2 separate regions of the Homo sapiens genome follow, and region 1 is linked to region 2. The links are chromatin loops, found by intact Hi-C in ENCODE. Cell type or tissue: ascending aorta. All regions are shown on one strand. Links, peaks and the distances in the headings refer to the core of each region. The heading gives the core; the rest is flanking DNA. Region 1 overlaps MORC2 (MORC family CW-type zinc finger 2). Region 2 has its middle 26 kb from the start of SMTN.

The links. Hi-C counts contacts between places; a loop is a spot of excess contacts. Peaks named below come from ENCODE experiments on the same cell type or tissue, not always from the same donor. Only the 100,000 strongest peaks of a DNase experiment are listed, where the experiment ranks them.
Region 1: it touches region 2 in a loop (6-fold over the local background); 2 of 110 quality-filtered maps call a loop at or near these places.

The regions. Positions count from the first base shown.
Region 1 is chr22:30,946,625-30,951,996 of GRCh38, forward strand. It overlaps MORC2 (MORC family CW-type zinc finger 2), which reads right to left. Exons shown (of 26, transcript NM_001303256.3): 4 at 3,753-3,821; 5 at 3,128-3,218. Among named protein-coding and RNA genes, the nearest start is that of MORC2, 19 kb to the right of the region's middle. In ascending aorta, for the core only: CTCF peaks have their summits at 749 and 1,362 (motif pointing right); DNase peaks (open chromatin) are centred at 687, 2,370 and 2,695; H3K4me3 peaks cover 774 bases; H3K27ac peaks cover 5,000 bases.
Region 2 is chr22:31,052,938-31,058,309 of GRCh38, forward strand. No RefSeq gene overlaps it. Among named protein-coding and RNA genes, the nearest start is that of SMTN, 26 kb to the right of the region's middle. In ascending aorta, for the core only: no CTCF peak of the experiment used is centred there; a DNase peak (open chromatin) is centred at 2,834; H3K27ac peaks cover 4,384 bases.

The sequences.
Region 1 (5,372 bases), core at 224-5,223, 110 kb before region 2:
CAACACTCCTTCCTCTGCTTTTCCACAGGCCTGTAACTCCTTAGTCTTTACTTACAACGTTCTCAACCACACCATACAGGGTTCTCTCACCACCCTTCTAGGGCGGGCTCACGGCAGACCACCAGCCCCAGGTTAGTCTCACTCCCCCCACAACGCTGAAGAGTAACCCTGCTGTCTTTGAGCTCTTGGTTCATCCCAGACGCATGAGAGGTGCTGTGCCCTCTGACTGTACCACCATCAGACTTTAGTAGCTGGTACCCTCAACACGTCATCTTCCATGCTGACCACCCCCAGTTCCCACCGTGTCCTTCCTCAGCTGACACAAACTCCCCTCCATTGACGAAACGGCAGCAGCACTGTTAAGTGAAAAGCCCAGTGCCTATACTCACAAGCCCGAGAAAACATCAGTATGAACCCAAGGCGCAGTAATACAGAGGGGCTAATAAAATATAATTCTTGACCACAGGATTCAAGGATGCCTGTAATTAGCTCATGTCCAATAACTGGAGCTATCTCCTGTCCCAGAAGTGTTTTGCCACCTCAAGCTCATTATGACACAGGCAGCTCCCTGCTTTTGGATGCAACTGGTTTCTGGGAACTGTGCCTTGAGGCTGATTTCCAAAAGGCAAAAGTCTGAATGGATTCAACTGCTTCCTTCCTCTGTTTGGCCACATTAAGCTGGCTAAGAAGCAGGCAGGGACAGGCCTTTCCAGGCAACGCAGGGCAGGGCAGAAGTGTGAAGCACCAGCAGGGGGACCGCCCTCTGAACAATGGGGCTGTTCAGCTCCTTTCTTCCAGCAGCTTCTGGAGCTTTATGGCTATTATCTCATTAGTCTTTATAACACCCCAGGGAGATGATGGAGGTGGAAAGCCTCATTACTCTCTTCTGTGTACCAATACAAACCAGACTGGCATGCCAAGCACACAAATGAATGTCATGCCCCATTTCCCCAAACACTCAGGAAAACTCCCAGGACACTATTCAAAGATACCCTGGGGGCTGCCAAGTCCTCGTTCTCCTCCTCCAGTACCCAAAGTGCTGGCAATGCTCCTTGCCCTGAAAATTTCACACACCACCTCCTCCTCCTTCCCTAAAGCGTATGGGGAGCAAGTAAGGCACGTTATCTTGCCTTCTGTCAAAGCATGCCCTTGCCCTAATTTGGCAAAAACTCTCACTTTGTGCCTCTATCTTCCTTCTGTCTTTGATTCTGACTTTAGCCTTTGAATAGCAAAAGCCCCAAATATCACTTCTCTAACTGGCTTCCTTGCTTCTCAGCCCTATTCTCCCCACAAATCACCTTCTCCTGAAACTTATTCAACTTCTGAATTGGTTTCAAGATGATTTTACTGTCTACTCTGAACACTAGATGGCTCCATCTCAATGGGACCTTCACAAAAGTCTTCCACTGAAATACGCTAATAACACTCTCAACTTCTATACGCTTTCCTTCCCAGTCTGCTAACCACTTTCAGAGTCACATTTCATTTGCTTCTGAACCTCACTCTATAAATGTCAGAGATTAGAACCCCATTTTCTAGAGTAAGAAACAGACATTCAGGGAGGTGAAATGGCTTGCCTGAGGCCATTAAGAAACAGACATTCAGAGAGGTGAAATGGCTTGCCTGAGGCCACAGAACTGACAGAACCAGGTAGGAGGAGGCTGATCTACAATCTAGATGAAAAGTCAGGGCTTCCCCTGATTCTAGGAGACTTCAGTTTTGGGGGATTTAGATAACCTGCATTAGAATCATATGATTACAGGTGATTCATTTCATCTGTGAAAAACACATTCCTAGCCCCTACCCAGATCCACTGAATCAGGCCAGCAATCTGCCATGGAAACATCAAAGGAGGAGAAATAAAGGCAGAAACCAGGCTCTCACAGCAATGATAGCATGTAATTCTTAACCTACTTGGTATGCATTATCATCTCAATTTACAAAGGAGGAAGCTGAGGCTTAGAGACGTAGTAGCGGAAGTGAGATTTGAACCTTAGCTTGTCATTTAAGTGAAATGCACAGCAGCTCCATTTTGCAGTCAGAAAGACCTGGTTCCTACCCTAGCGCTCTACACATAGGCATTTTTAATGCCTTTGGGAAAGTAACTTCACCCTTATAAACCTCAATTTCTTCATCTGAAAATAATAGTACCTACAACCTCACAGGGCTATCATGAGGATTAAATGAGATTATTCGTGTGCCTGGCACATGGTAAGTGTCTGTTATTACCATTTGGTTCCTGCCCTGAAAGACAAATCACAAAGTCCGGATACCAGGTCCTGATTTCTTCGGAAGTACTCTCTTTCTTCTCCATACACCCAAAGCACAACTGCACACAAGGCCCAACTGATGCTGCTGACTGATCAAACCACCACCCTCCCTCAAACAAAACAACACATTTCCACGACAAGACTGGAAACGTGACTCACAATTCCATTTGCACAAACTCCAATTCCACTAAATCTTATTCCATCCAAAGGTATGTACAGCTGGAAGTGAGCATTTCAGAAATAGAAACCTTTCTCTTGGGGCTTCACTCAAAACCAGAACAACACATTCCAAACACTAACCAACTGGGAACTAAGGCTAAGAAAAAGTCCCATGGGATTTGAAGACATTAGGTAGGTCCCTGCTATAAGGGCCTTGCAGTACATTCAGCATCCTCTGGGACGGAGGGCTCACATCTCTCTTCCTTACCCTGGATCCCCAGTGCCTGGCACAAAGCATGACATGCAGCAGGTGCTCAGGGAACACTGCTGCACAGTAAGGTGACCCCTTCATCATCTCAGATACATCCCAACACCACAAGAGAATCACTCACATCCTTGACTACAGGGTAAAAATAAGAATTTTCAACAGGAGAGGTGCAGTTCTAGAGCACTGTGCCAAGAGAAACGTACAGCCTCTCCTGCCCTGTTTTTGGATGTTCATACTTTTCAATCTGTGGAGTAAATTCAGCTGGGAACAGCTGGTAAGCTACTCCAGAAACCACCACTTTCTGACTTCTTCCAGTTCCAGAATTATAGTCAATAGAGGGACAAGGAGAAGGAAAGTTTTCATCCAAGAGAAGCAGGACAGCATTGCTGGATTTTGTTTGAGCCCTGTGACAAGCTTCTAATATACCTACGATTTTAACCCATTCCCGTACTGCCCAATCTGAGTAGACTCAGGTGTTCGCTTGGCCGACTTCCCAAACTGGATCACACTGGCAGCATCACCTGAAAGGGCAGACACAAGAGAAAGTGAAAAGTTTGCATTTCTTTCCCAGGGTCCTCAAAGTCAAAGGTCTGAGCCTTGTTAAATCCAAGCAGGGGTGTGTATCTGCTGAAAACCTCTCTCCAAGGAAATTCACCACCATGAAGCACATGGAGGCACAGCTTTGCCTGGCCTGTTGGTACCTCTATCACTGTGACCTATGTTCTATTCCCAGAATGTGGTAAGACAGCTAGCAGAGGCATCTGTAGGTCCAGCTCGAGAATGTTGTGCAAGCTGATAAATACAACGCCAAGAGACAGGTAATCTGATTGACTTAAGATTGCCTTTCAGATCCTATCTCCCATGTTAGGACAAGACCTGGCAAATACATTAGTAGAATTAAGCCTGAGATGTTGCAACAGACTTCTTACTCCCCAGGTGGATCTTCTAGACATAACATTGGAGGCAACAGAAAAACAAGTTCACACAATAAGTATTTTGTAAAAATGGTTACATCGCACCCCCCCACCCCCCAAAACAATAATCTCATCACTTACTTGGATCCATTCCTGCTCCATCATCCAAAAAGCAAAGCATAAATCCTCCTCGAAGGTCCTCTCGTCTTTCTGTAAAAGAAGCAGCTGCCATTACTGGGCCGTTACCCACCACAGGGTGGCAACATGCCTATGATCAGAAGGCAGATCAATGTGAAGCTTGGTCCAAAAAGGTCAGGTCAAGCCTAAACTTTCTACGCTGGTGTGAATTAAACTTCAGGGTCCTTGAGGTTGCAAATTCCCATCCAAGGTTCTCCAATGTTTTCTAGATCATGACAAAGCTTGGGAGAACCTTTGAAGGCAGGAATATCTGGTCCAGCATCTAATCATACCCACTACCACTGAATATGCACATACCTCACACATATCTCAATCATCCTATCCTTCTGCTCACTCCACCTGGATTACTATCACTTCTGCCCTATGCCATAGACCCCAAGCACTAAAGTACTCCAACTACCACACACTGTACTTTATCAATACTGCTCAAACTCAACAGGATGCCTCCTTTGTGAATTAAGTCTGGGGTATCCTTCAAAGTGATGAAACCAGACATGGTATGGGCACAGCAGTGGAAGCTGCTATCTAAAAGATGAAGTACTGTGTCTATACATGACCATCCCTAGGCTGACTGGCATTCTGGGCTATCTGCATTTACTGTCATATCCCCTGCTAGCTATGGTCCTTGAAAGGGCTCCCCATCCCAACAGTGAGAAGGCACATGGTACAACGTGGAGGTGCCTTGTTCCTAGCTGGACCTGCCTGATGGGAAGAAGGAATGGTCCTTTGACAATAAGATGCACAGCAGCTGTGGTGGGGTTTCCTGGCCAACAGAAAAGGAACACAACAAACTACGGCTGCCATTCTAGTGAAAAGAACGTCTTCTCTCAGCAGTTGTCTTCTGCAGCAGAAAGTGGTTAACTGAAAGTGGTCTGGGTCCAAGCATGTCATGGTCAATGGAGAAGCGATTCCCAAATATGGAAACAGGCTATACTAGCTTCCAAGGTGCCTTTTGACCCAATGATGAGGACTAGGTGAGCAAAAGAGAAACCAGCCTTGGAATCAAGGAAGTTGGTAGACACAAAGAAGAGAAGGATGTAAGGCAGAGGTATAGGGAGGAGACCCACACAAGCCAAGCAAGCCAACTTCCCATATAGATGCTATTCAGTCTACTGACTGGCACAGGGATAAAGGTAGCATTTCTAAGAGGAAAGAGGTCTGTGTAAGGTATTACAAGGGCAAGCCCAAGGCTGCTCTGCAGCCTGGTCCCTGATGATTTCGGAATCTCCCCCAAGCTTCAGTTAACCAATTTTGTACAACTATCTAAGCTGAGAAATCTGTTTTAAATGCTCTTTGTCCTTTCTTCAGGCTAAAAATTCAAGTGAGTAGGGACTGCCCTCTGTCAAATAGACTTATTAATGTAAATTAAAATGCTATTTTTTTTTTTTTTGAAATGGAGTCTCACTCTGTCGCCCAGGCTGGAGTGCAACGGCGTGATCTCGGCTCACTGCAACCTCTGCCTCCCAGGTTCAAGCGATTCTCCTGCCTCAGCCTCCAGAGTAGCTTCTGTAAGGCTATAAACCACAGAGATTTTCAAGTACCACTCAGTGTTCAGGAAGCTGA
Region 2 (5,372 bases), core at 281-5,280:
AAAAAAGAAAGAAAAAGAAGAAAGAAAATGAAAAATATGATTAATACAGGCATATCTCTGGTTTATGCTGTTGTCAGAATGTTGGCCCACACTGCAGTCATTCAAAGGCTTGACTGGGTCTGGAGCCACTTTTAAGGTTGCTCACTCACATGCCTGGCAAGCTGGGGCTAGCTGTTGATGGGAGGACTTAGGTTCTCCCCATGCAGGCCTCTCCATAGGGCTACTGGGTGTCCTCACAACATGGCAGCAGGCTTCCGCTAGAATGAGTAATTTAAGAGAGCAAGGCAGAAGCAACAATGGTTTTTATGAGCTGCCCTCAGAAATCACTCTTTGAAATGAATCACTAAGTCCAGCCTACTTTCAAGGGGAAGGGATGAGTCTCCACCTTCTGAAAGGAGAGATGTCAAGGAACTTGCAGGCATATCTTAAAACCATCAGATCTGCTGGGCCCAGTGGCTCATGCCTGTAATCCTAGCACTTTGAGAGGCCAAGGCAGGGGGATTACTTGAGGCTAGGAATTTGAGACCAGCCTGGGCAACATAGTGAGATCCCATCTCTACAAATTTTTTAAAAAATTAGCCAGGTGTGGTGACATGCACCTGTTGTCTCAGCTACTGGGGAGGCTGAGATGGGAGGATCTCAGCCACAAGTTCAAGGCTGCCATGAGCTATGATCACGTCACTGCACTCCAGCCTGGGCAACAGAGTGAGACCCTGTCTCTAAAAAAAATAATAATAATAATAACCATCAGATCATTTCTCACTACAAGGGAGTCAGGGAAAACAACAGAGAACAGGATTGTCATGACTAGCCTAGACCAATCACAGTTCGCCAACTGGGACACACTGCCACCACAGACAGAAATCAGGGCTCAGTTATCAAGGAAGTAGAAGGAAGGTTAATGGGGAGGCAGTCAAGAGTATCTGCCACAGCCAGGATGATGCAGGAGGAAGAAAATAGGGTTGCTCGATAAATGTATATCCTGATATTCCGTGGGACATAAACTAAAACGTTGTTTATCTGAACTCAAATTCAACTGGGTGTCCTACATTTATATTGGCTCAATTTAGTATCCCTAAGTGAGAAACAAGCTTCAGTGGCCATCGCAGGAAGTCAGCAAGGACTGGGACTTCTTTGGAAAGAGAAACAAAAGAAGACCTGGGGTGATCTGCGGGGGAGAGGCAAGTCGTTGGGACAGAAAAAGAGGAGGTGGCCAGGCACAGTTGCTCAGGCCTGTAATCCCAACACTTTGGGAGGCCGAGATGGGCAGATCACTTGAGTCCAGGAGTTCGAGACCAGCCTGGGCAATGTGGCAAAACCCTGTCTGAACTAAAACCACAAAAACTAGCTGAGTGTGATGGCACATGCCTATAGTCCCAGCTACTCTGGAGGCTGAGGTGGGAGCATCACCTGAGCCTGGGAGGTCAAGGCTGCAGTGGGCTGTGATCACAGCACTGCACTCCAGCCTGAGCAACAGAGCAATACCCTGTCTCAAAAAAAGAAAGACAGGAGATTGGGGAGGCTGAGGTCTCTTGTTTTATTATTCACTGCTGCCACCCCAACACCACATGTGGAAGCCACCACCACCACCACCACAAAAAAAGGTATCCACAGTTTTTTTCTTTTGAGACTGTCTTGCTCTGTCACCCAGGCTGGAGTGCAGTGGCGCCATCTCGGCTCACGGCAACCTCTACCTCCAGAGTTCAAGCAATTCCCCTGCCTCAGCCTCCTGAGTAGCTGGGATTACAGGGGCCCGCCACCACATCCAGCTAATTTTTGTATTTTTAATAGAGATGGGGTTTCACCATGTTGGCCAGGCTGCCAGGCTGGTCTCAAACTCCTGACCTCAAGTGATCCGCCTGCCTCAGCCTCCCAAAGAGCTGGGATTACTCGTGTGAGCCACTGTGCTTGGCCCCACCGCCCCACATTTTTTTTTTTTTTTTTTTTTGGAGATGGGATCTCACTCTGTCTCCCAGGCTGGAGTGCAATAACCAATCACAGCTCACTGCAGCGTCAACCTCGCAAACTCAGGTGATCTTCCTACCTCAGCCTCCTGAGTAGCCGGGACCATGGGCACGCACTACCATGCCCAGCTAATGTTTACAAAATTTTTGTAGAGACGGGGTCTCCCTATGTTGCCCAAGCTGGTATGTTCACTCTTCATCTCAAAACATAGCCAGGAAGCTCTAGCCAGGAGCACTTCTCTTTCCAACACCCTGAAAAACAGCTCATAAAGCTGAAATGGGGGCTGAGGGGCGTGCCACAAGATACATCCCAGGGGTATGGGAACTGGGAGCCTCACTGCGTGACCTCAGGCAAGGCCCTCCCCTCTCTGGGCCTCCTTTTCCTTGGCTGTATAATGAGGGATTGATCTAAATTGTCTCCCAGGGCCCTTTTACTTGGACCATGTGTCTCCCTCCCAAAAGGAAAAACTAGAGGGAACCAAAAGATGTGGGTGGTTTCCCTTGTTCCATCTCCAAGCCCCAAATTTGGATGAAAATGTCCAGTGTGACATAGATTTAATATAAACACTCGTGCATTAACACTCACAAATACCCCAAAAGGAGTCCCAGATGGGCTATTTTTATCCCTTAAAACACACACACACAGAAACACACAACACTCCAATCCCCATCACCCGCACTTGGTCAGTATCTCCAGTTGGTTTTTACGAGAAGAGAGAGTTCCAGTTAAAGGGAGCTAATTAAACAGCTTTGACTTGGGGCGGGAAAGAGGCTGTCGAAAGCCTCCTCGCTGGGCATGATGTCACCACAATTGTGCGTTTCTCATGACCCAAGAATGTGAATGTGTTTGCACTGCACGTCGGAGCCAGAGCCGGTGATGCAAGCACAGCCTGGTAAACAGGCCCCAGACAGGCAGGCCCTGTGAGGAGCCGTGGTGCAGAGGCCTGGCAGGGGCCCAGCTAGTGTTTAACTCCTTCCTGGCAGAACTGGCTGCTGGGCCGCTAAGGTTTGGTCAAGGAGCCTTCTCCACCCGTCCCTGCTTCTCTCTGAGGCACAGTCCCTGTTAGTGGCAAGCCGTCAATCTGGAGCCACAGTAGACCTGCATTCCCACCCACCTGCAGGTTTTGCTCGCTCAGGAGCCTTGGGTAGGTGACTCTCTGGTCCCGAGTCTCAGTTTTCTTATCTGTACAATGGGAAGAGGAATCAGGCCCTCAATCTCATACCTACAGCTCCAAGTTCAGAAAATTCAGACAGCCAGAGGCTTTTCTGCACACTTAGTGAAAACTCATTCAGGAGCAATATCTGACCTGGATTGACTGAGGGTGTGCAATCTGTTCATTTCACTTAGAGTCAATACTCACACTTCTAGCTACAGAAATATTCGTATGTTTCATTGGAGATGGATGGATCCAGACCCCACTGGATTACCTTTTAAAATCTAAAAAAATCCTGAATTCTGAGGCTGGGAGCAGTGGCTCATGCCTGTAATCCCAGCACTTTGGGAGGCCGAGGCGGGAGGATCACTTGAGCCCAGGAGTTTGAGGTTGCAGTGAGCCATGACTGTGCCACTGCACTCCAGCCTGAATAACAGACCGAGACCCTGGCTGAAAAAAACAAAAATGAATTCTGAAACCTATCCAGCCACAAGTGTGTTGATCAGGTCTTATGGGCCTGAGGCACCTGCCTCTAGCCTGTTGGGAAACTTACTGAGCGACTGCCTTCTGCTAGAATGTCAGCCCCCAAGGACAGGGCTTAACTCTGTCCCCGATGTGTCTGCAGCAGCCAGTGCAGTACCTGGCATGTAGCAAGCACCCAAACAATAGTTCTTGAATCTTTAGCTGAAGTTATTCATCCCCCATACATGCCATGGTGGTGAATATGGGAAACTGAGGCCCAAGCCTCTGAGCTGGTCTGCCCTAGATCTTTTCCCACAGATGATGTTCTGACTTTCCCCCCAAAAAGGTAGCTGTTCACCTTTCTCTGCCAGCAGCTCACAAACAGCTTGATGACCCCCCTCCAACATTCCAGGGCAGCTGGCTGGTTTTGCGGGCACCAAAGAGTTTTCTTTGGCTAAAGGTTCAGCCGATTAAAAAAGGGGGCCCCCATGCATTAAAGCTGGGGGTGGGGAACGGGCAGTCACAGAGTAGAGTAGGGGCTGAAGGTGTCATTAAAGCTCGGGTCGGGGGAGTGGAAATGGAATCTGCTAGCTGGCCTGAGACTAAAAGCCAGATCCCTGGATCCTTCCAGAGGACTATGAATGTGCTAGTCAGGCTCTGCCTTAATCCTAAAGCTGGAGAATTATCCAGACCCATGAAGAGCTGCCAGGAAGAAAAAATTCCTCCCCAGTGTGGTCTGCCCTACCCCCACCTTCCATGGTGCCCTGAGAAACTCCCTTTTCCTCTCTTGGCTTCAACATAATGGAGTTGGAGAATCCAAGACAGTGGATCAGAGCTCCTGAGATCATGGACTTAGACTCAGGTTCAGGCCCAGACTCTTCCTCTTGCTGGGCAAGGAGCTAGGGCAAGTCAATTTCAAGCCTTAGTTATCACATCTGTAAAATGGCACTAAGTTAGAGGGATATTGTCCAGATGACTGTGTCTGGTACATAGTAGCAATAAAAAAGACATTAGCTGGCCAGGCATGGTGGCTCACGCCTGTAATCCTAACAATTTGGGAGGCCAAGGAGGGCGGATCACTTGAGGCCAGGAGTTGGAGACCAGCCTGGCCAACACAGTGAAACCCTGTCTCTACTAAAAATACAAAAATTAGCTGGGCATAGTGGCTTGTGCCTGTAATCCCAGCTACATGGGAGGCTGAGGCAGGAGAATTGCTTGAACCTGGGAAGTGGAGGTTGAAGTGAGCCGAGATCAGGCCATTGCACTCCAGCCTGGGTGACAGAGCGAGATTCTGTCTCAAAAAAAGAGAAACATTAGCTAATATTACCCTCAGCATGGATACTCCTACCAGTCTGATGTTCTGTTTTAGGTACTTCGTACCATCATAACCTCATTGTTGGAGCACTCACTATGTTCCAGGTACTACGCTAAGTGCTTCACAAGCATTCTTTCATTTCATCCTCCCAACATCTCTCAAATAGGTACTAGCACTGTCCTCACTATTCAGGGGAGAAGTCTGCGGTTCAGAGGGGTGAAGTGATTCCTCTAAGACTGCATAACTTGTAAGTGGCAGAGCTAGGACCTGTCAGACTCTAAGCGCTTCATACCACACCTACAGGAAATATCTAGCAGCCAGTTCCATGCTCAGTTTCTTGAAGCATGAGATTCCAGGCCCCTAATATGGCATGTGACTGTGGGCAGTACAGAGGCCTCAATTCTCCCATCTGAACCATGGGGAAGGTCCCCCCGCCCTGAATCCCCTACAGGGCTGAGAGGAGGGCTCTGGAAACCT